Linked DNA regions of Homo sapiens: all the other regions are linked to region 2. A link is a loop called in an ENCODE intact Hi-C map of the cell type or tissue named here. Cell type or tissue: MCF 10A. All regions are shown on one strand.

Region 1 (8,000 bases), 130 kb after region 2:
AAAAATATTATCTGGGCATGGTGGCAGACGCCTGTAATCCCAGCTACTCAGGAGGTCGAGGCAAGAGAATTGCTTGAATCTGGGAGGCGGAGGTTGCAGTGAGCTGAGATCACACCACTGCACTGCAGCCTGGGTGACAGAGTGAGACTCTGTTTCAAAAAAACAACAAAAAAAAGGATGACACCAACCACGTTGATGCCTTGATATCAGACTTCTGGCCTTCAGAACTATGAGAAAGTAAATTTTTGTTCTTTAAGCCGCCCAGTCTGTAGTCCTTTGTTATAGCAGCCCAGCCCAACCAAGCTAATATGCCCTCTTTCCCCCTTCAGCCAGAGTGAGCTTTCCAAAGTGCAAAGCTGACCCCTGCTCTTCCCCACTATGAGATAAAGCCCAGTGTGGTCTGCAGGCCTTTTCATCATCTGGGCCCTGCCACCTCTCTGGCCACATTTCTCACTGACACCCCAAACCCAACCTCATGCATTAAGCTCCAGAGATATCCGGCAAATCACATTTCCCTGGACAGACCGTGCCTCTTCGCACCACTTCTCTTCTGTGAGGATGGCCCTGTGGCTGGCTCCTGGCCGGCTGTAAAGCCCACTCAGACTTCACCCCTCTGTACAGCCTTTTCTCACTCCTCCCTCCGCCTTGCATGCTGTGCCTGGGTCATCTGTTCTGCGAGGCTCACTGATAGAATCAACCCTGTTTATATCCCTCTGTTAGAGAGTCAGTCTCTCTGAGCTTAGGCTGGACAAGAAGGTACCCAATAAACTTTGGTTGAATTGAGTTGTATTTTGGATCTATAGGGCCATGGACCTGTACCCTAAGGAGAAAACAAAAGAGAGGCACCTGGTTGCAATCTGGCTCCTGCTAAGCCTGGCATGAGCAAGTATGTCTTCTGAGAGTGATTTGCTGCTCCCCTGACGTGCAGCTGGGTGTGTTTGTTGGCTGTGTACACAGCACAGCTGGTTGGTCAGCGTCTCATTTCTACAGGACAAGGACATCTCTGATCCCTAGTCATGACTGCCCCAGGCCCAGCATAGTTCAGTGAAAGGCACTAAGAAGGCTTAAAGCATGCTTCGGGGCAGAGAACAGAGACTAAGTGTATTGTCTCTTACCTCTAAGAGGTATGGGTTTGAATCACGACTCTGCCACTTAGCAGGTATGTGACTTTGGGGTAAGCTGCTTAACCTTGCTGAGTCCTATTTTCCTCATATGTCAAATTAGAATAATAACATCTACCCTGTAGTCATGTTGAGAGGATTAAATGCAGTTCTCTTTCTGTCTTCCCACCCATCTGCCTTTCTCTCTCTTTCTATCGTCTCTACCTATCTATGTATTTTTCTATCTCTCCATCTATCATTCATTCATCTATTACCTATCTGTAATCTATCTTTATCTATCATCTATCCTTCAATCATTCTATCTATTTATCTATTATCTACCTACCTACCTATTTTTTTTTTTTTTTTTTTGAGACAGAATCTCACTCTGTCACCCAGGCTGGAGTGCAGTGACGTGATCTTGGCTCACTGCAGCCTCCGCTTCCTGGGTTCAACTGGATCTTGTGCCTCAGCCTCCTGAGTAGCTGGGACTATAGGTGCATGCCCCCATGCCTGGCTAATTTTTGTATTTATTTATTGTTATTTTTAGTAGAGACAGGATTTTGCTATGTTGGACAGGCTGGGCTTGAACTCCAGGCCACAAGTGATCCACCTGCCTCTGCCTCCCAAAGTGCTGGGATTACAGATGTGAGCCACCATACCTGGCCCCTATCTTCTATCTATCACCGATCTATCTGTCTATCTATGCATCTATCAGTGTCTTGCCCTGTTCCTGGCACATACCAGTGCTTGGTAGATGTTAGTTTTACAAGCTGCAAATGGAATATTCTCTTCATTTCCCTAAGCTTAAATGACAGGGTTCAGAGAGAGAAGGAATTTTTCCAAGGCTATTGAGATTTTTGACCTGTGTCCCTACATCACCCATGGGCCCAGGGTAACAGCAACAATCATAATAGCAATTGCACACTCCATGGAGCACTTGGTAGCTCATAAAATGCTTCTCAGCCTACCATTCCATGATATGCACTCAGAAAGTCACTGAACCTCATGGCAGGAAGAGATGATGAGAGCAGTGGCAGCAGCCGCCATGCCATCTCGGGGCCCAGCTGCTGCCCATCTTGTCCATCACATTCAACTCTCTCTTGCCAGGAAGCCTGAATAGAGAAAACTCTTCCAGAGGCCAATTGAGCTTTCAAAGGTGTTTGACCTTGAGGGTCCTTTTCCAGGACTTGCAGAAAACGTGGAGGTGGCCAGGACCTGGGCGTCCTGTCTCCACCTGCCTGAGACAGCACCTGCCTGCTTTGCAGAGGTCGGCTCTCCCTGGCAGCCATCCCAGGCAGCTGGCCCCTCCCACGTGCCATCCCAGAGGCCATGTCCTTGTTCACGGACCATTGGGTGCAGGCTGCTGCTCTCTCCTGCCTAATTGCCAGTGTCCTTGTTAACACCCTCCCTCTGCCTTTGTGCCTCACACCCACCCAGCACTCCTGGAGCCCCCCATGAGTGACTCCCACTTGATGAACAAGATGTAAGTATACCAGTTATTAATCTTTCTACCAAGGCAATTACAGCCTCGCAACATTCCTCCTTGGCCACGTTGGCTCTTCTATGACAACCTTATCAGGTTGGCAATTTCAGATCTGCATTAAGTGTTCAGAAATCAATTTTCAGCTTATTTTGTGTTGCAAAGTTTGCCATGCCTGAAACCGCACTGCTAATTGAACAAGAGCAATTGATGTTTTAGCAGTAATTAAAGATGGTAATTATGACCAAATCTCCCCCATGGCCCTGCCGTGTTTGCTTTTGGACCTGTCAGAAGAGAGGGCGGGCCAAATCAATCTTAATAAAGTTGGCGCTTCAGAAGTCCCCCCAGAAATGGTGTTGCACTCAGGGTGGGACAAGGAAACCATAAGGGAAAAAGGGAATGGCATGTTTGGGGCTGTGAGTGCCTGGTCATTTGGATAGTCAGGTAGTCATCAGGGGTAGCCAGTGTGGTCCTCAAATGCCTGGCCAGCACTGAGCTGGAAGTGGGAGTGGGTGGAAGGAGCATTCCAAAGACATAGGCAAGAAAATTCTTGCCATTGAGATGCTTACAACATATCTGTGGAGAAAGGAAGCACGTGCATGCATGAAATAACTTCCAGATATTTGTTTTCATTCACAAACATTGCAGAGGGCCTGCTATGTGCTTGGTGCTAGGGGAACAAAAATAAAATGGTGTCATCTCAAATGCAACCACAAACAAGCACAAATGGCTATGACGTTTATATCTTTTATCCAGGAATTGTTGCCCATCTATGCTGTGTCCTTTGAGATTCTTCAGCCTCAGAGAGGCAGCTAGAAATATAGGCAGATCTCTGGACAGTGGTCCGAGGACTCCAGGCCTGATGCTACTGCTCCAAGCTGTGACCTTCCCAATGGGGACATCCATGGCTCCATTCAACTTTGAGAGTAGAGTCTGCAGTGAAATGAGGGGCTCATCCATCCCATACAGAACATCATAATCAGATCTGTACTGACCCCTTAAGTTCCTGTACCACAAGGTTGTTCCTAGGTTATTATTTACTTCATATGTCACGAGCAGACCTTCATGCTTGGGGATGTAAAGATGGCTTTTGAGCAAAAGGCTTGGGTAAATACCAGCCAGGGCTGTACTTGTAGACAGAAGGTTAATGTATTGAGAACTCACGTGATCCTCAGTCTACCAGTGTACCATAGAGAAGTATGCTTTGGGCTGGATGTGGTGATTCACACCTGTAGTGCCACAGTTTGGGAGGCTGAGGTGGGTGGATCCCTTGAGGCTAGGAGTTCAAGGCCAGCCTGGGCAACATGGCGAAACCCCATCTCTACTAAAAATACAAAGATTCACCAGGCATGGTGGTCCCAGCTATTCGGGAGGCTGAGGCACGAGAATTGCTTGAACCCAGGAGGCAGAGGTTGCAGTGAGCCGAGGTTGCACCATTGCACTTCAGCCGGGATGACAGAGTGAGACCCTGTCTCTAAATAAATAAATAAATAAATAAATAAATAAATAAATAAATAAAAGACACGCTTAATGCATGCTTGGGCTGGGCAAGCGGATGCACCATGGGTTGTATTCCAGGAGAGGACTGCCGCCCCCTGCTGTCGTTCAGCTGTTTTACAGGGAGAACTGGAGAGCTACTTTGCAAGACAATCTGAAGGCGGGTGCCAGCTGTTCAGGGGAACATTATACCAGGCTCCCCAGTGTTATAGCACTGGAAACCACAGGGAGCCACCAACCTCAGCCGGATCATTGCCAGGCCATCTAGAGGGAGCCACCAGGTCATCCAGTGGATGTTCCTGTCTGCACTTCCACAATGGCTAGGATGTGGTGCCTGACCACAGGAACTTTACAGTCTAGCAGGGGAGAAAACCCAGTATAATGTCATGACAGAGCTACGTGGTTTAAAGGAGCAGTGGAGGAAGGCCCGGGTGGGTGAGAGGATTCTTGGAAGCTGTGTCTTTAAGGCTAAGTAGAAGTTGAGTCGGTTGAGGCTGGGGGGAATCCCACTCCCTCAGAAGGGCACAGCATGAGCATGGGCGTGGAGGGCTAAGGCATCGTATCATGTCGTGGGAGCCACTCAAGTGCAGAGGCTGAGGCTGGAGGTGTGAGAGAAGAGTCTGGAGAGGGAGACAGGGCATGTTTGGGGCTGTGAGTGCCTGGTCATTTGGATAGTCAGGTAGTCATCAGAGGTGGCCAGTGTGGTCCTCTGAGTGAGTGGCCAGCACTGAGCTGGAAGTTGGGGTGGGTGGAAGGAGCATTCCAAAGACCTAGACAAGACACGTCAGGGTGTGTGAGACATGCCAAGCCATCTGGAGATGGGGAATGGGGAGTCACTCTGGGGGTCACGTGGAAGGGGTCAGGTGTGCTTTTGAGATAGTTCATCCTGACAGCTGTGTGGGTGGCAGGGCAGAGACAGATGTAGCAGTGAGTGCTCAGGGACACACTGCCTGGCAGCTGCTCATAGCATGATTCTTGCCTCTTTATAGAAAGGCTAGAAAGATTCCCTGGACAAACACCCTCCCAGCCTTTGTACCTGGTCATATGCAGAGGGTTGAGGCAATTGAGCAGAGAGCCTGGCCCATGGCTCAGTGATCCCCATTGCTCCCATACTCAGAACTGCTGTGTTCAAGCCTCTGTTTGTGAGTTAGGAAGAGTCAGATATAGGGTGACGGCCGCCTGCATAGCAGCAATGTTGGGCAATGTTGTGAAATAGAGTTTCTCAGAGATGAGAGAAAGATGAACAAGATTTCTGAACACAGAAATACCCACAAGCCCCTGCCTGGAATGTGGCCTGTGTTGGCCACAGGTGTGTTTCAAAGCATGGCTATCATGCACCATTCACATACTCACATAGACCCACCAAAATGTGCATGCATGTAGATGGACCTGCCTGAGTCTTCACACTCTGAGCAACAGAGGGCCATATATTTATACACACAGCAATGTGCTCAGAGAAGCCTAAAGTTATGCATTCCTGCGTGCTCATGAAACACGACCCATGTATATGCCATTTGCACCCACACCTAGGCACACAGGGTGGATATGTGTGCATGCTCTCCGCCCTGACAGGAATGTTTGCCCTCTGGTGCAGGTGACATCAGTTTAAAAAATGAGGTTATTTGGGGGCCAGACAGGTCTTCAATTAGAGGGCATACCTCTTCCAGGGGAGGAGGTTGGGATGGGAGTTGGGAGTGAATGCAGAGGACGAGGGTGGGAGAGAAGCTGGGGTTGGAGCCTTTGGCTTCCTCTGTGGATCTGCACCATTCTTGCCATAGCCTGGGTTGTGGAGGTGTTTATACCCCTCAGATGGGTCTCTCTGGTCTTCAGGGTCAGACCAACTTACGCTGACAGCCAAGAAAGGGCTGGCAGCTGTAATGGGAAGACATTGATTCTATGTCCACAGTGATGGGGAAAGTGAGTCAGAGAGTTTTCAAGTTTAGAATTCATTTTGCCCAGTCCCTGCTTGCACTGTCTAGTGACTAGACAGAGGCCTAGAGGCAAAAATGACTTGCCCAAGGTCCCACTGAAAGCTATGTGAGGATGCACCTTACTATAGCCCTGAGGCACCCTCATTAGCAAACCATACGTCATGGGCTGCAGGAGGCTTTGCTGGGTCTATGCAGCCCAGGCTTGGAGGTTTTATCTGCCAGCCTGAGCTCAGATTCTATTGGCCAGAATCATGCCGCTTATAGCACACCTTGGTGCAAGCTGAGAATCTGTGACAATGTGGCCGAGCCCCCTTACCATCAGACACCCCAGTCTTGCTCATCTGATACAGTGTATGTTTGGGCTTCTGCTTTATTGATCGATTGATTGATTGACTGAGATAGAGTCTCACTCTGTCGCCCAGGCTGGAGGACAGTGGCATGATCTCAGCTCACTGCAAACTCCGCCTCCCATGTTCAAGCGATTCTTGTGCCTCAGCCTCCTGAGCAGCTGGAATTACAGGCATGTGCCACTACGCCCAGCTAATTTTTGTATTTTTAGTAGAGATGGAGTTTTGCCATATTGGCCAGGCTGGTCTTGAACTCCTGACCTCAGGTGATCTACCCACCTTGGCCTCCCAAAGTGCTGGGATTACAAGGCATGAGTCACTGCTCTCAGCTGGGCTCCTGCTTTAAAAGCTCCTGACTGGTAGCCCCCTTCTGTCTCCCCTCCATCCTGTCCCCAGAGTCATATTTACTTTCCTAGTCAGGACCCTTTCCAAGAGCGACCTGCCCCCACACCCCCACCCCCACCCCGATGCCCCGCCCAGCTGCCTGTGACAGCTTAAGCCTCTTTCCTTTGGTACCCTTTCAGGAATAGAGAGAACAGCTGGTCATTTCTTCCTGAAGTTTTCTGATGCTAATCCTCCAGGCTGGTCCAACTTACAGACATAAACCTTGCAAGCACTTTCTAATCTCTGACTTCTCTAGAAAACAGCATCAGTGGAGAAGAAATCGGGGGTAGTGGGGGTTCCAACCAGAGGGCTCGTTTCCTCAATCTTAGCCCTAAAGCTCATTTTATCTGTACTTCACTGGGACCCTGTTGCCCTTTCCTGACCAGGGCTGCTGTGGCAAGACCATGTGGAGCCCAGTTAGGCAGAGTCAGGACGGTGGGAGGCCAGGCGAGGCCAGATGCCCCAGACTGTAGGTGGGGCTGGCTGCCCACGACGTGCCCAGAACCCCTGAGTTCAGTGCCTGCGGAGCCTCTTCTGCCACCTCAGACCCCACATTCTCCCCACCTTCTCCCTCTCAGCCAGCCTGTCTGTGTTCCTGAAGCTCCTTCCCTGGATGGGTGATTGATTAATTGATTTACATATTTATTAAAATGTATTTTAGTAGCGTCTTTGCCTTTGATGCCAAATCTCATTTTCTATTGTGGGGCTGCTGACAGCCGGCATTGTAAATGCAAAGACACTTTACAAAACAATTTAAATAGCAATTGCCACCAGCTTAAAAATGAGCAAAACAGACAAATAAAATACTGATGAGGAAATTGGCAGCTTCAGGACAAGGAGGGCCAGGGGTTTCTAAGCAGCCAGCAGCTCCGGGTGCGGGGACGGTAAAGGCCTTGTAATTGTCTCTTTGGCCCAGATTTTAGGTGTAGATGAAGTGAGGTTAAGAGTCGCTGCTCTTAGAGCAAAAGGGGCCTTGCCCTTAAAGGAGACTTGTCTTTGGGGAACTTTTCTGAGCAGAGGTTTATGGATGAGGGGAGCGGTCAGGCTGTGGGTCCTAGATCTTTGCCCTGCAGTCTAGACTTGCGAGCTTGCATCTGCCTGGTCTGAGGAGCACTGTGGGCACTGAGGCTGGCCTGAGGAGCTGGGACACCAGCAGGCAGTAGGGCAAGAGTGTGGTCTGGAAATCTGGTCTTTGGATTCTGGCCCCAGCCTGGCCCAGCTGTGAATCTTGGGCAGGTCATATTTTCCCTCTGGGTCT
Region 2 (8,000 bases):
ATTTTAAAACCAGCATACTCTCAACTGTTCTTTTTGGCTGGTAATGGTAAGCTACCCAGCTCTTAACCAGACACCAATCAGAGCTCCACCAAAGGTTCTTTGGGGATAGTTCCTCCTGACTGTGGCTCACAGCTGCTTCTGATCGTGGGAGGTGAGGGTGTCTTAAAACCCCCCTTCCAGTCCATTTCTAGCCACTTCCTTTTATTCTAGCTCACTGTTTTCTATTTATTCTTAATAACAATGATAGCTACCCTTAATTGAGTACCTGCCATGTGCCAGGCAGTATACAGATATTATCCATAATCCTTAAATTCTGCAAGGTGGGGAAAGGCAGGTTCAGAAAAGTTAGGTGATTTGTCCTGGGCCACACACTAGTCCCTGGCAGACCCAGGGTCACCCTGGGCTTCCCTGGCCTGCCTGCTGCGGGCTCCTGCTGCCCCCTACCTGATGAGCCTTCCCCTTGTCTCAGCCCTGCCCTGTCTTCAGGACCTGGCTCAGGCATGGCCTGTCGGGGAGGCTCCCTCTGATGGGCTCCTGGCTGGCAGTGAGTGATCTGGGAGTCCCTCCATGTCACCATCTTCTCGTTGTTTGTGTACACACCTTGTTTCCCTCACTAACCCGTGAGTGTCTTCAGGGTACATGTTTGTCAATGGTCCCTGTGTCCCCCAGAGTGCCCAGCAAAGCACCTGGCACATAGCAGTACTCAGGATTTGGGACACAAGTGATTGGAATGGTCCCCCCGGCCAGACAGCTGAGATTCATCGCCTTTAGCAGGTCTCAGGGAAAGGGTCAGAAACCCAGGCTCCCTGCACCAGTCTGCCGTGACTTTTTCCTGCCTGTGCCCTGCTGTCCAGAGCCAATGGCCCGGCCCCCCTCACTTCAACACGGTCATGTGGGCTGGCTACTCCTGGCTGCATTGCTGCTGCCCGCCCCGCTTCACCCCCCTTTCTCTTATCATAGCTCCCAACTCCCTGCTCTTTCTTCCCTAAATTGATTCTCAGCAAAATCTCTCTTTATTCTGACTTCTCAGACCTCTTTAGGTTTGTTCCTGGAATCTTTTGTCCCTCTCCCTCCCCCAGCTCATCCGGGTCACTCTTCTTGGCCTCTGTCCCCACCCGCCCCTCCCCGGATGGTAGGACCTGTTGCTGCTCTCCTGCCTGTGTCCCCACCCCCTGCCATGCCCCTCCCTGTGCCCATCTCCCCACGCCCATCTCCTTGGCTCTCGTCTCCAAGGTTACGTAGCGAGTTTGCCTATCTCTGCTCCCTCTTCTCGCCTCCCATGTCTGAGTGGTTCCTCCAGGGAGGGTTGTGGGGGGTCCTGGGGGTGGGCAGTGGGGAAAGATAGTCTTCCGCCTTCCCCCTTTTCCCTGGCCCTGTAACTGCTGGTCCATCCTTTGTCCCTCTCTCCTCCCCTCCCTGCTTTGTAACCTTCTCTCGGTTTTTCTGCTTGTCTCTTTTTCTCCTCTTGTCTCTTTTCCCCATCTTTCTTTTTTCTCTCCTCTCTCTCTCAATTTCCACCTCTCTCTGTTTCTGAGTCTCTCTCTCTGACATGCTCGCTATCATTCTGTCTTTGCCCTCTTCCTCTCTGAATTCTTGTTTCACACTCACAATAAAGAATTATCCCAGCTCCAGTTCCCTGGGTGGGCCCTCATCAACATCCCATCCCGGTCTCTTTAGGTGTTGGTGCCAAACGGTTTTGCAGGAGGACATTGAAAGTCTGAAGCCCAGTGCGGGGCTGAGTTCTATTTAGGGCCGGTCATGAAGTGCTTTGGGAAGGGGAGAGGTATGCAAGCATGTGTACCCCACTTTCCAAATATATGCCAGGCCAAAGGCAGACTGGAACCCCACCCACCTTCTGTGTGGCCAGGCAAGCCTGCGCAGGCAGAGGCTGAGGCTGAGAGACACCCCCAGGTGTCAGGGAGAATGCCGTCGGCCCACCGGAGGCTCCTGCGGGCTGTCTGTGCTTGCAGTCTACAGGTGGACCTATTTCCGTCACACCAGACAATGCTCACAAAGAGCCCAGCCCAGAACCTGGCATACAGCAGGTGCTCAGTAATTGCGTGTCTCCTTTCTGATTGGGGTCAGAGGGAGGTGCACAGGGCTTCTGGCCTCCTTGTCAGACATGATGCACCATTCTGGAATAAATAAACCTTTTTTTCCAAGAACCTTTTGAGGGACTTTTCCAGAAAAATTAAGAGAAGAATTTTTTTTCCTTTCAGAAATGTTCATTCCCCTCTGCTGAAATTTTCCATTTTTCTGACTTTCATATCTGTACCTAAACATAGTAAATGGCTTCCATATTTTAACATGATCATTACATCTTAATGCATCTTTATGTTCCTAAAGTAATAGTGATCTTATAAAAGACCCTAGAAACAAGACTGTGCATACATTTGGACCCCCTCACATTTTCCCCTTGGCCTCAATGTTTCTGCCCCTCCCCCCACTCCCCCTGCTTTATGTCTCTAGAGCCCTGGGAGATCAGGCTGACATGACAGGTACTAGAGTCTCCTAAATATGGGAGTAAGAAGGTGGTTCTCAGCTCAGACCCAGCCCAGTCAGGCCCCATCTGTCCACCCAGGATGGTCAGGTCCAACCAGGCCCAGCCAGACCTTGTCAGATCCAGTTAGGCTGATGGAAGCTTCAGCTCTTAGTGTCTTTCCTGGCCCTGTAGAGGGATTCTTTTTGGCTTCTTCCCAAATTCTCAGGACAAGGTAAGGAATCAGGGTCAGGGATGGGTTCCTAGCTCAGGTCCCTACAGGAATAGGAGGACAATCTGTACTACTCTGCCATTCTCCCCTCCCCTACAAATATTTGGGAACATATCTTTACTGTGCGCTAGGTCTAGGCCATCCTCCAGCCCCTAGGAATGCTTCTTATCTTCTCTGTTGATCTGTTACAAGTGCCTTTTCAAAAATGGATGTATAACTCACCTCTTCCTGGAAGCCTTCCCTGATTAACTCCATGCATCCATTCAACATGCATTTATGGAGTGTCTGCCACATACCCTGGACTATAATGGACACAGGGAATACCTTAGTGAACAAGATAGATAAAGTTCCTGCCCCTATGAAGCTTGCATGGGAGAGACAGGGAGTAAACAGAAAAACAGCTACCATGGGTGACAAATAGGGGATCTTACCCTAGCTAGAGGGTCAGGAAAAGGCCCAGCTCACTCTCAAAGGAAAAAGACCTTGTCTTGAGAGGGAAGTTCTAGTCCATCTTGGCCACAAACTAGTGGTGTGACCTTGGGCAAGTCACCTATCTCTGAGCTTATTTTCCTCAACTGTGAAAGAAAGGGTCCCTTTCTGCTCTAGAATTACGTGTTTACTTAAAAGCAAATTTACTTTCAGACAGGTTTATAAACAAATTATTTCTTGAGACTTTGGCATTGTAGAAAAATGTGAAATTCTAATTACGCATAAAGAAAAAATAATAATCACAATGAAACAGTCAACCTAACAAAATCATTCCCATCACCCACAATTCCACCTCTCAGAGACAACTGCTCCTGGCATCTTGGGAATCTCAGCTCATGCGGAAGCAGGTAGCAAACTGTCTGCTGAGGTCCCTGGAGGTGTGCCCTCTCCCACTCACCCACCTCCTTTGTCTCTGCTCTGCCTCCTTGCACACATCGCGGCATGGAGTGGGGGACCCCAGCCAGCCCTGGGCCCTTTGGGGCAATGGCCCACAGTTTTTTCCCAAAGGCATAAGGCGTCTCTTTGGCTGCAGGGCTGCTCTGACATCTTGGGCCACATTTGATGGACAGTCCGCCCTGCCAGAGCTTGCTGGGTAGACCCTCTCCAGGCTCAGAGACGCTGTAGCAACGGAGAATGGGCAGCTGGAGCACCTGGGGCCCTGTCCACCCAACCGGGCAGGTGGGGATGCAGTGCAGCGTGTGGACAAAAGATGGCAGCACTGCACTACCTCAGGCCCGAGCTACAGCGGGCAGCAGGAGGGTTCCGCCAGGCAGGTGTATGTGCCAGGGTGTATGCCTCATAAGCAACCCCACCTGTGTCCTCCTCTTAGGACCCCCACCCTCTGCCCACCTCCATTTCATAATAACTCAGTGATACCCACCATTTATCAGGCGTGGACACCATGCTTGGCACTATGCTTGCCTTCCAAGGAACGCTTTGAGGTACCACCTTTTACAGGTGGGGAGCTGGGGCTTGGAAAGATGGAGTATCTTACTCAAGGCCACACAGTAGAGCTAGGATCCAACCAGGTGTCCCAGTCCTGGATTCTCTTCCTTCAGACCCCTTGGCCCCTACTCTGACAAGCCAGGCTGTTTTCTTCTGTTTGCACACCAGTCAGAGCCCTGAGACCCCTTCTCTGGGCTTCTGCTCCTGCTGTAAACCTTGGGTGCTGTTGGTGTAGCTGCTAAGCTCCTGAGTGTGTGGGGGCAGAGGCGGGTCGGCGCCTCGGCTGCCCTTGGGTGTGTGTCCTCCATGTGGGGCAGGAGGGGGATGGAATAACTCACAGGAGGCTGGTGCCCAGTCCTGCCTGGTGCTCTCCCACCCCCTGGCTAGTGCTGACTTGTTAGGCTGAGGGAGCTGACACCCTAACAGCGCCTGTCAGACTCCAATGAGTTGATGATGTGGAAACTGGTTATTAAGTGTAATAACAGTGGTTTGGTTTTTCCACAGTTCTGCCTGTAAGTGCCTAAGTGACAGCTGGCTTGTGCCATGGTGCTGCATGCTAAGTGGCCTGAGGATGGGGTACAGGGGAGGGTGTGAGGGGCTCTTCTAAGGTTCTGGTTGGAGGGAGGCCAGGAGGTGCTGTTGCCGGTGCCTCTTCTGTGGGTGAGGCCTTTCAGCCCATATGGGCCCTGGCTTCTTGGCCTGGGTCTGGGCTGGATGGAATGTATGGATTCGGGACAGCAAACTAGGTGGTGATGTGTCCCCAAACCTAATGGGTCCTCATATACACAGTCCCCCTCACTGACCTTGGCCCTGGATCAACAAGAACTGGATTGGAAATCTGGAAACTTGGAGTTTAAGCTTTGTCCCTCGTTGCTTGTAACCTTAGGGACATGGTTTAACTCTTCCAGTTGCCCAGTCTTCACAATGAAGGGTTTGAACAGGGTTAATTTATTCATTTAACTACAAGTGTCAAACCAATGAACAATGGATAGAAACTTTCTGTTAGATGAATGGATAAAGAAAACATAGTAAATACATACAGTGGAATATTATTTAGCCTTGAAAAAGAGGGAAATCCTGTCATTTGCAACAACACAATGGAGGACATTATGCTAAGTGAAATATGCTAAGTGAAATAATATGCTAAGTGAAATAAGCCAGTCACATGTATATGATGTATCAGAAATTGATTCCATGTATATGACATATCAGAAATTGTCAAACTAATAGCAGCAGAGAAAAGAGTTGGCTGCACCAACAGCACCCAGGGCTTGGAGCAAATTGTCAGGGGCTAGGGGAAGAGGCAAATGGGGAATTGTTATTCCATGCATATAGAGTTTCGGTTCTGCGGGGTGAATAAGTTCTAGAGATCTGCTGTACAACATAGTGCTTGTAATTAAGAATCTGGTATTGTGTACTTCAGAATTCCTTAAGATCTCATGTTAAGTGTTTTTACCACACACACACACACACACACACACACTCAAAGGAATATGAGAAACTTTGGGAAGTGTTGGATATGCATATTACCTTGATTGTGGCGATGGTATCATGGGTGTTTGCATATGTCCAACTTCACCAAACTGTACACATTAAATATGTACAGTTATTTGTATATCAACTATACCTCAACAAAGCTGTTAAAGGAAACTTGCTCTTAGACATATTTTGTTTGGCCTATACAGTGCTTTAAATTTAAGCACCCACATTTAATATTCTAGAATTTCTGATAGAGAGCCACACTTCTGACCTTCTTTCAAAACTGTAAGAATTGGTAACACTGGGCCTGCATGTCCACATGGCAACAATTGGCTGCAATCTTTCTCCCCTCACACGGGGTTTACACTCTCCTAACTTGCCACGGTCCCCACCACTCCCTATTGTATCCCCCACACAGGGGCTGAGTGCCAATGGCTATTGACTTATTGCACCTGATCCTCCTCACTCACCTGCATTCAGTGCCTGGCCCTGCATCGGATAGTCACTGAGGGCCCATTTTGTCCATGGCATCATGCTCTTTACATCAGAAATTATGATGATAAAGAGCTTAGAAGAGGGCACTGGGACCTGGGTATAATGAGATCATAGACATCTCCAACATCATTTTCAGCTGAGAATTCTAGAGTTCTGTAATGTAAGAAGTCTCTGCCCCTCCCTCCCTGAACTGTAAAAATGAACATTTTCACTCAGGGTGATCTCCATCTCCATGCTCAGGTCGGGAAGGGAGATGGTTCCCTTCCCACTGTCCGCATGCCTCATCCTGACCCTACAAATAATTTAACCCCCTGGATGTGTGGGTGGGGAGCTCTCATAAGCTAGCCATACACTTTCTCTCTCTCTCTCTCTCTCTCTCTGTTAGTTTCCTCATCTGGAAAAAACACCACTAGGTTGTTGAAAAATTTGGAGTTCGGGGCTTGAGTTTTCCAGGCTACATACGCTATGACTGACCTCGGACAAGTCATTTCACCTCTCTGAGTCTCCTCATCTGCAACATGGGAATAAATACTATCATTCCTGTATAAGAAAATGTGTTCGGGAAATGGGAAAGTACTATACAAATGAACAATTGTTATTAATTTTATACATAGCAGAAGATATTTTCTCCTCCTTTGTATCAAGGGGATGGCAGAAGAATAAAGTGAAGTGATAGGCATGTCACTGCCTTGGAAGGGAAATTGTTCCAGTCCACAAGGGATTCTTGTATTGTGATTATTAATATAGTTCACCAAATGGTCTTGGCTGGGAGCCTGAAGGTGTAGCAGCTGCAGGGACTTGAAGCTCTCCACCGCTGTGGCTCCTGCCTGCCTGCCTTCTCAAGACAGGTTTTCCCCTTCTCTAGGCTGGCGTTCCTCTGTCTCCCAGAATCCAGCTCTGATCGTCCTTTTCCCACAAGTTCTCCTGGATGATCCCCGCTCTTCCCGCACCCTATGCCGCCCTTACTTTCTGGGTGCAGATGTCAAGGACTATTGAGTGCCATCCTGGAGGGGTTTTAATGATCACCTCATGATTCTGCTGGTGGACATACTATTTTTTTTGAGCCCCCATCATGTGCCACGTACTGAATTGGTGTGAAAGAGATGAATAAGACATATGAAGCTCTTGATCTTGTGGAGATGACAGTGGGGAGGAGACAGAGATAACACACAAGGGAACAAGTGAGTACAAATGCAGAGATAATTAAGACCGTGGTAAGTCCCATAAAGAAAATAAAAGAGAGACGATGTGCTCCAGAGTGCTTGGGTGGTGGGGAGTGGTGGTAACAGAGGGTGGTTATCTCTTCTTGGAGGAGCTGACGTGAGCTGAGATGTGAAAGATGGAAAGGAGCAGCCATGGGGAAATGGAAGGAGATGCATTCCAGGTAGAGGGAATGAGGTTGGCTTGTCCAGGCTTCTTAATTAACCGATGAAGACAGAGCAGGGAAGTGTCTTGCACGAGGCTGCACAGCTAGTCATCAGCAGCAGAGCAGGACTAAAATCCTGTTCTCTGGGCATCCAGGCCCGTGGTATGCTAATGCAACCCTTATTTCTTCTTTGCAAGCAGGGCCTCTATGGAGCTCCTCACCTGTCAGTCAGCTTTCCACACCCTAGCCAGGGTCCTCCCTGTGCCCCACCCTCTGTCCAGGGTAGCTTCAAGCTTGCTCTTCCCCTGCTCTCCAGAGGTAAATGGGACAACACAGGAGCAGAGAGAAAGCAGAGTGGTTGAGTGGTTTCCGCCATTCACTGCTAAGCACAATAAACCCAGTGGAATCCCAGCCTTAAAATGGCCTTGTTTAATTAATGCTAAATGACTGTGGGACCCGTATGGATTTATACATTAGATCCACATTAACACCAAATCGTTTGATCACGAATAACT
Region 3 (8,000 bases), 190 kb after region 2:
TCCTGTCCACCTGGAGGGCCCATTCCTTCTGTCTCGGCCAGCAGGCCTGCCTTTCCTCTTCCTTCCCACTTGTCCCTTCCCCAGCCCACCTCCATCAGTGATGTGTAACGGGGACAGCCTTCCGCCATTTGCACAATCCTCCCCCGCCCCTGGCCCCCCACCAGCTGCTCTGTTTCAGGTGTCCCCCACTTCAGGGGGATGACACCTTTTTAAAGAGACTGTTGTTTCCGGTGACACTGACAATCCTTCAGAATTGACAAGACCTGTCTCTGCATCTCCCTGCCTGCCGCCGGGCTCTCAACCTGGGGCCTAAGTGATTTGTCATCTTCTCTTGTCAGTCGCCGGCTCAGCTGGTGATCCTGCTCCTCCCTCCCCACTGGAGCCATAATCCTCTCCCTCTGATAACACAATTGTCTCCATGGCACTGAGCAGCCCTCATGGCACTGCAGGGGCTCTCGGCCCACGGAGGAAGGTAGAAAATAACAGCAACAAAGACCTTCTTTAGAAAAGAATAACGTCCATCTCCATGTCTGCACCCACTCCCCTGCCTCTTCCCCTTCCTCAGGAAAAAAACTGCTAGCGGAGAAGATACACAGAAACTAGGGGAAGGGCAGAAGGCCCTCAGACAGAGGGCTCTGTTTGCTGCTGCTGTTCCTTCTGAGTGAGATTACTTTTTTTCCTATCTAAGCAGCGTGCCAGAGAGAGCTGGCTCCTGCCCTGTCTCCTCAGCAGGACAGGCCCAGCCTCCAGAAGCTGGTGAGGAGCTGCTGGGCCTTGGGCTGTCCTCATCATTACTCCACCTTAGGAGGCCATGGGACTCGGCTCTAGGAGGCAGGGAGCCAGGCAGGGATGGGAAGACAGTGCAGGGTTTGGAATTCCCAGTGATCTCTCTGCAGGGCTTACAGCTCGGCCTGGAATACGTGCTCAGCTCACTCAAGTCAGTCCTCAGAGTTTTGTATGTTTTGAGGGTTCTATTTGATCCCCCAAGCCTCTGTGCGGGGCTGCTTCTGAGTGTCTCTCTCTCCAGCTGTGTGGCCTGCCATGCCAAGAGTGCTGGGCCAGCTCTCAGGGCCTCAGGGCTGGCTCCTCTTCCTGTGCAGGGAGCAAAGTGGGGTGGAAATCCACCTGGATCTGTGTGGTCACTCACTGGCAGGACAGTGCTCTGTAAACTTCCTAACCTTAGGTTTCCTCACCTGTAATACACACTAACAGTCTTACTTAATCTATGTGATGATCGCATTTGTTCCAGGACCACTCTACCCCCACCATGGATAATTCATGGATGCTCAAGTCTTGCAACAGGTCTTGCAGAACCCACAGATAAGAGAACTTGGCCCTTGGCATCCATGGGTTTTGCATCCTGAGAATACCATATTTTCAATCCACAGTTGGTTGGATCTGACGATGGAACTCGCAGATACAGAGAACTGACTGCATAAGGAAACTGGAAAGCTCTCTGTGCAACCGTGTTTACAATGCTGTTGCTAATGAGTCTTTTGCCTCCTTCGGTCTCAGTTTCCTCATCTGTAAGTGGAGGGTAACTCTGCTGACCTCTGCATTATGATAGTATCACTTGAGGAGGTGGACATGAAAACCCTTTTGAAGTGTGAAGTTTATGAGAGATGGTTATCTGAAACCTTCCTTTTTATTTTTATTTTTATTTTTATTTTATTTTATTTTATTTTATTATTTTATTTTATTTTATTTTATTTTATTTTATTTTATTTTATTTTTTTTGAGACATAGTCTCACTCTGTCACCCAGGCTGGGGTGCAATGGTGTGATCTTGGCTCACTGCAACCTCCATCTCCCAGGTTCAAGCGATTCTCCTGCCTCAGCCTCCCAAATAGCTGGGATTACAGGTGTGCGCCACCATACCCGGCTAATTTTTTGTATTTTTGGTAGAGATGGGGTTTCACCGTGTTAGCCAGGATGGTCTCAATCTCCTGACCTCATGATCTGCCTGTCTCAGCCTCCCAAAGTGCTGGATTATAGGCGTAAGCCACCGCACTGGCCCTGTAACCTTTTATACCTGTGTGCCTATCCCTTAGGGGAGACCAAATAAGATAGAATTTGTTTTAAATGCTCAGAAATGGTTTCCAGGATGCCCAAATCCTTATTTTCCTTTGCTAATTCCCAATCCCTACTTGCTTTGGCCTCACATATTCCCCAGACTCTGTTGTTGCATCCCTGCTTAACCCTCTGTCCCCAGGACAAAGTGTGAAAGTCATGCATAGCTGACAACATGGCTCTTGGAGACCAGCCTCCGTCCATCCTCCTCTCTTGCCATTCTCCCATTCACAGCTCTAGTGAACCTGAATTTTGACTTGTTAGAAAGCACCAGGCTTTCTCTGGCCTCTGGGCTTTTGCACATGTTGGTTCTCCTGCCTGCTAACTCCTACTCATCCTTCAAATATCAGTTTAATGGCCACTTCCTCCAGGAATCCTTTTGCATTAGTCTGGGTGTCCCTGATCCAAGTCCTAGCAGTGCATTTTTTCCCCTCTACTGCAATTGACTCCTTGCTCATTTATGTCTCCCACTTGACTGAGCTCCACAAAGGTAGGGCCTTGCCTTTTTTGTTCTTTGGTATATTCCCAGCACCCAGCACAGTGCCTGATGTGTAGTGGGTGCTCAAAAAGCATTTGCTGCAGCAAGGAATAGTAGGTGGGTTTACGACAAATAAAAATGAGTGGGATTCTGCCTTAGTCATGTTGCCGAGAGCTCTTCTATTCATTGAGTGCTTATTAAGTCCCCTTGTGAGCCAGACTGTCCACTAAGCCCAGCAGCTCCTGGGCTGCAGACCTGCCTGCAGAGGTGTAGACATTGTGAGGCAGACGTCGTATCAAGCAGAGCAGGTAAGAGTGGGATGAGGCAGCCCTGGGTGCCTCAGCTCTGCTCCTGAGGCCTGACCTTAAACCCCTGCCACCCCCCAGCCTTTTTTCCTAAGCCCAGACTCTTTCACAGCCAGGCTGACCTTGGTCATTCCCAGCAGAGGTGTCTCTGTCATAGCCCAGGCCTTTGCCTGGTTTCTGTCTTATCTGTGGATTTCTTGAGCTGAGCAGCATTGGTGTAGGAGGAGACAGATGGGACCACACCCAGCTAATCCTGCAAGGAGCTCCAGCCTGGCTCTGGGAAGTCCTATTGGAATATTAATATTCTGAGGAGGAAGCCAGTGATTACATTTTAGACTTCCAAATGGGCTTAGTAAATAGGCTTTGCTGAGAGGTGGGACAGACAGCTGGACCAGCAAGCAGTAACGGTGAGCAGCAGCAAGTGGTGATTAAGGAAGAGATTTGCTCCCCAGAAAGGGAACTCTCCAGGAGCTGCTTCCTGGTGGGAGATCTTTTCAGTGAATTCATTTAGGCAGTTCTTGCCTTCCTGCAGAGGTAGAAGTCCCTGGGTGTTGCTTTTTACTGTTTCTCTCTCTCTCTCTCTCTGAAGACCAGAGAAGAAGAATATATCCAATGACAGGAGAGCACATACTCATAGGTGGGTGTCTGTTGAATAATTAATTCATTCATCCATCCATCCATCCATCCAACCATCCATCCATCCATCCATCCATCCATCCATCCATCCATCCATCCATCTATCCGTTCCCTCAATAATATATATCGTGCACCCTTTCTGTTGGGTTCTGAGGACACAGCAGCGAGGAAGATATTCATTTGTCTCTCCATTCTTTCCTCCACACCAGGATGTAGTCTGGGTCCAGAATATAAGTCAAAACACGTGCAGCTGCTCAGTTTGCCTCTATCAGACCCAGGTCACTTTCTCTGCCAAAGCCTGGCTAGCACAGTGGATATGTCACATGGACACAGGTTGGGATGGCCTGGCATTCTGACCATCTTTGTGTTCCCAGCACCATATCGCTAAAGGAAAGAACCCAAGGTGACATAGGGGCACCAGGTCCTCTGGATATTGCAGCAGTCTTCCCAGCTCGTGTGGTGCCTGGTGCAAATGAGAAACCAGAACTCCTTCCTGGAGACACATCACTGCCACCTGCTGGAAAATGCTTGCAGCAAATATTCGACTCTGCACGGCCACAGTGCGAATGGTGCCCCTTAGATTTGCCTATTGGGTCTAATGCCTATCTGTGTGGCCCTGGTCCACTGCTTAGAGTGATCAACTCTGTAGTCCCACAGGGCAGTGGCTGCTGCCAAATATCTCCAGAGAAAGGTGCAGTGTTATGCAAAGCCCCAAATACCTGACAAGCCAATATCTATCTGTTTGCTATTAGCACATATTTAAAAAGTTCTATTAGATGAAAGATAACTGAGGGTAGAAATTTATATGATTCCAAACTACATGTGAAAATCTGACAAATGCAAAGGTGGAAAGTGCTCTAAAAAGATCTCATTTTCCTTCTTTCTTTTTTGAAAAATTTTGAGATAGAATCCGCTCTGTCGCCCAGGCTGGAGTGCAATGGTGCGATAATGGTGCGATCTCAGCTCACTGCAACCGCTGCCTCCTGGGTTCAAGCAATTCTCCTGCCTCAGCTTCCCAAGTAGCTGTGATTACAGGCACGTGCCACCACACCCAGCTAATTTTTGTATTTTTAGTAGAGACGTGGTTTTGCTGTGTTGGCCAGGCTGGTCTTGAACTCCTGACCTCAAATGATCTACCTGCCTCAGCATCCCAAAGTGCTGGGATTACAGGCATGAGCCACCGGGCCTGGCCCTTTCCTTCTTTCTTATCTATATCTCTCCTCTACTCCAAGCTGGTGACAGATGGCATCACCACTCAGACAAATGCAAAACACTTGGCTAAAAACAATGCCCTACTCCTTGGCCCCCAGTACTCACACATTCTTTGGAGAAACTTTTCAAATATTTTTATTTGAGATTCATTGCCTTATAGTTTAAAGGATTAAATCCATTGCTTTGCTGACCACCTCCTCTGGGGACAAAGGCCTGAAACCCCTTTGTCCCCAGAGGAGGTGGTCACTAAAGCAATGGATTTAATCAGTAGGAAATGGAAACCTAGGTTTGCCTTAACGAATACCGAGGGCCTCTGTTTTCAACCCTACATGTGCTACAGTGTGCACAAAGGTGTACACACATTCATATGTGCATGCACACACTTGTTTGCACTTGTGTGTGCAGGTGTTGGGAGTAGGTGAGCCAGAGTCTAGCCTGGTGCCTCTTTCCCACTGCATCAATAAATGTGGGTTGATGAAAATGGTGACTGGGACCTTCCCCTCCCTGAGTTTTGCAGGTAAAATAAAGGTGTCAGTGCTGCATGATTTTACTGGCTACCCTGAACCCAGTGGTTTTGTAAAGTGATCGGCGAGTGTCCAGGAGCATGTCTCCGGGGTGGGTGGCTCCAGCTGCAAAGGCACACACCAGGCCCCCACATGGCAGGAAAGGGCTGGCCCAGGATCCTGAAACAGTCAGAACAACACATTCCCAGGCTGAGCATCCTTGCTCTGCTCTCCTTGGCCATGGGAATGCGGGGACTGGATCCCTTCAGCTGTGAAAGCTCTCGCTTGCTTTCTGCCTTCCCTTACATACATCATCTGTTCAATGCAGCTCAAGCTCCAAGCCAAAGCAGCTCTCAGCAAACATGCTGAGCCTGGTGGTGGGCATCAGATAGAGTCAAAACTGCTCGGGGGCAGTGCTGGCCACCTTGGCAGTGAGACATGCCAGGCCACATGCACAGAGGGCTCTGGGGAGGACCAGTGTGTTGTGATACTAAGAGTCAGAGGATGCTTCATCTGATCCTGGCTTGTATCCATCTATTGATCCATTCAGGTGCTGAATAAATGCTCATTAAGTCCCCTGTGTGTAGGCTTTGTGTTGTGGGCTGTGGGGGATACATAGATGAATGACACATGATTCCAGCCTGAAGAGCTTACACAAGCCACCCCAGCACAAATCCAAATGTGCTACTCAAATGCCACGGGGGTCTCAGGAAGCAGAGAGCACTCCCAGCTAGAGATTAGGAAAGGCCTCATAGGGAGCTGGCATTTAAGCTTGGATAATGGCTGGGATTTCAGCAGGTCTTGAGGATCTGCTGAGGACAAGAAGGAGGCGTTTCAGCAGAGGGCAATCACCTGGAGGGAGGAAGACGGGGGAAAGCACATGGCATATGACAGGTCTTGAGGTCTGGCCACAGTGTAAAACTGGGGAGGGGATTGAGAGAAGATGGGACAGGGAGGGTGACTGAGGACTGATTAGCAATCGAAGGAGTCATGTCAGCCAGGGTTGGTGTGGTAGGTAGAATAATGACCCCAAAGACATCTGTGTCCTAATCTCCAGAACCTGTGACTATGTTACTCTCCATGGTCAAATGGACTTTGCCGATGTGATTAAATTGAGCATTTGAGGTTAGGGTTGAGGGTGGGTGTGTAACCCTGAATTATCAAGGTGAACCCTATATAATCACAGGGGTCCTCATGAAAGGGAGACAGTAGAGTTAAAGGAAGGAGAAGACCATATGATGACAGAAGCAGAAATTGGAGTGATGTAGCCACAAGCCAAGGAATGCTGGCAGTCCATAGAAACTTGAAGAGGTAAGGAGTGGATGTTCCCCTGGAGCCTTCGGAAGGGACAGAGTGCTGCCCACACCTTGATTTTGACCCTATAAGAGTCATTTTGGATTTCTGACCTGTAGAAGTGGGACAGGATAAATTTGTGTTGTTTTAAGCCACTAAATTGGTGGTAATTAGGTACAGCAACAATAGGAAACGTACGGTTTGAAACACTCTTCCAGCCGTTGTAGTTTCTAACGTAAGGTATTTCAGTTTTCTATCAGACCTTAGTCTCCTATATTTTAAGGGGTTTAAGAGTAGTACTTACTTCTTAGGGTTTTAAGGATGAATCAAGATCACATATGTAAAGCACTGCATATGCAATTTATTATAGCCACTAGGACTATTATTATATTATTTCTGCAGGCCATGTGGGGCCCACCACCTCATTCTCACCTTCCCCACTTTCCCCAGCCTGGCCTCCTTCCAGTACAGTTTTCCCTTTTCTTATTCCTCCTGCAGCTTTCAGTGACTTCAGTAACTCAGGCTGCTGGAGCCTCGCTGGGCTGCATATTACAGGTGAAGGATATCACCGAGACTACCTACCCACCCATCATTTAAAACATAATGTGCAGGATTAGATGCCTATTGATGGACCTGCCACAGGTTCACAGATCTTAATACTGATTGAATATTAACATTTTAAAAAACTAAGGCTGGGCACAGTGGCTCATGCCTGTAATCCCAACACTTTGGGAGGCTGAGGCGGGCAGATCACTTGAGCCCAGGAGTTTGAGACCAGCCTGACCAATGTGGTGAAAGTCCGTCTTTACTGAAAATACAAAAATTAGCCAGGTGTGGTGGTGCACAACTGTAATCCCAGCTACTCGGGAGGTTGAGACATGAGAATCACTTGAGCCCTGGAGGCAGAGGTTGCAGTGAGCTGAGATTGTGCCAGTGAGCTGAGATTGTGCCACTGCACTCTAGTTTGGGCGACAGGGATACTCTGTTTCAAAAAAATAAAAAATTAGTTGTATATTTTGTGGTAATCACAGATAATAAAACAGATTCACTTTAGGTACTTTCATGCGTGTCCGTGTGAAGAGATCACCAAACAGGCTTTGTGTGAGCAACAAGGCTGTTTATTTCATCTGGGTGCAGGCGGGCTGAGTCCGAAAAGAGAGTCAGCGAAGGGAGATAGGGGTGGGGCCGTTTTATAAGATTTGGATAGGTAAAGGAAAATTACAGTCAAAGGGGGTTGTTCTCTGGCAGGCAGGAGTGGGGGTCACAAGGTGCTCAGTAGGGGAGCTTTTGAGCCAGGATGAGGCAGGAGAAGGAATTTCACAAGACAATGTCATCAGTTAAGGCAGGAACGGGCCATTTTCACTTCTTTTGTGGTGGATTGTCATCAGTTAAGGCAGGAACCGGCCATCTGGATGTGTACGGGCAGGTCACAGGGGATATGATGGCTTAGCTTGGGCTCAGAGGCCTGACAGGTACAACATTTAATGAGTATAACAACCAAAT

The links. Hi-C counts contacts between places; a loop is a spot of excess contacts. Peaks named below come from ENCODE experiments on the same cell type or tissue, not always from the same donor. Only the 100,000 strongest peaks of a DNase experiment are listed, where the experiment ranks them.
Region 1: a loop joins it to region 2, with 13 times the contacts of the local background. A loop is called at or near these places in 13 of 110 quality-filtered maps.
Region 3: a loop joins it to region 2, with 12 times the contacts of the local background. A loop is called at or near these places in 48 of 110 quality-filtered maps.

What each region holds. Positions count from the first base shown.
Region 1 is chr11:116,510,273-116,518,272 of GRCh38, reverse strand. No RefSeq gene overlaps it. Among named protein-coding and RNA genes, the nearest start is that of LINC02151, 14 kb to the right of the region's middle. In MCF 10A, a CTCF peak has its summit at 4,202 (motif pointing left); a DNase peak (open chromatin) is centred at 4,152.
Region 2 is chr11:116,637,632-116,645,631 of GRCh38, reverse strand. LINC02702 (long intergenic non-protein coding RNA 2702) reads right to left here and starts at 6,210. Exons shown (of 3, transcript NR_135069.1): 1 at 6,095-6,210. LOC107984372 (a long non-coding RNA gene) reads left to right here and starts at 6,318. Exons shown (of 4, transcript XR_001748078.1): 1 at 6,318-7,300. RefSeq lists a silencer at 3,892-3,991 and enhancers at 3,249-4,078, 4,079-4,908. In MCF 10A, a CTCF peak has its summit at 3,891 (motif pointing right); no DNase peak of the experiment used is centred here.
Region 3 is chr11:116,450,237-116,458,236 of GRCh38, reverse strand. All of the region lies in intron 1 of LOC107987166 (a long non-coding RNA gene), which reads left to right. Among named protein-coding and RNA genes, the nearest start is that of LINC02151, 46 kb to the left of the region's middle. RefSeq lists an enhancer at 7,601-8,000. In MCF 10A, a CTCF peak has its summit at 4,021 (motif pointing left); no DNase peak of the experiment used is centred here.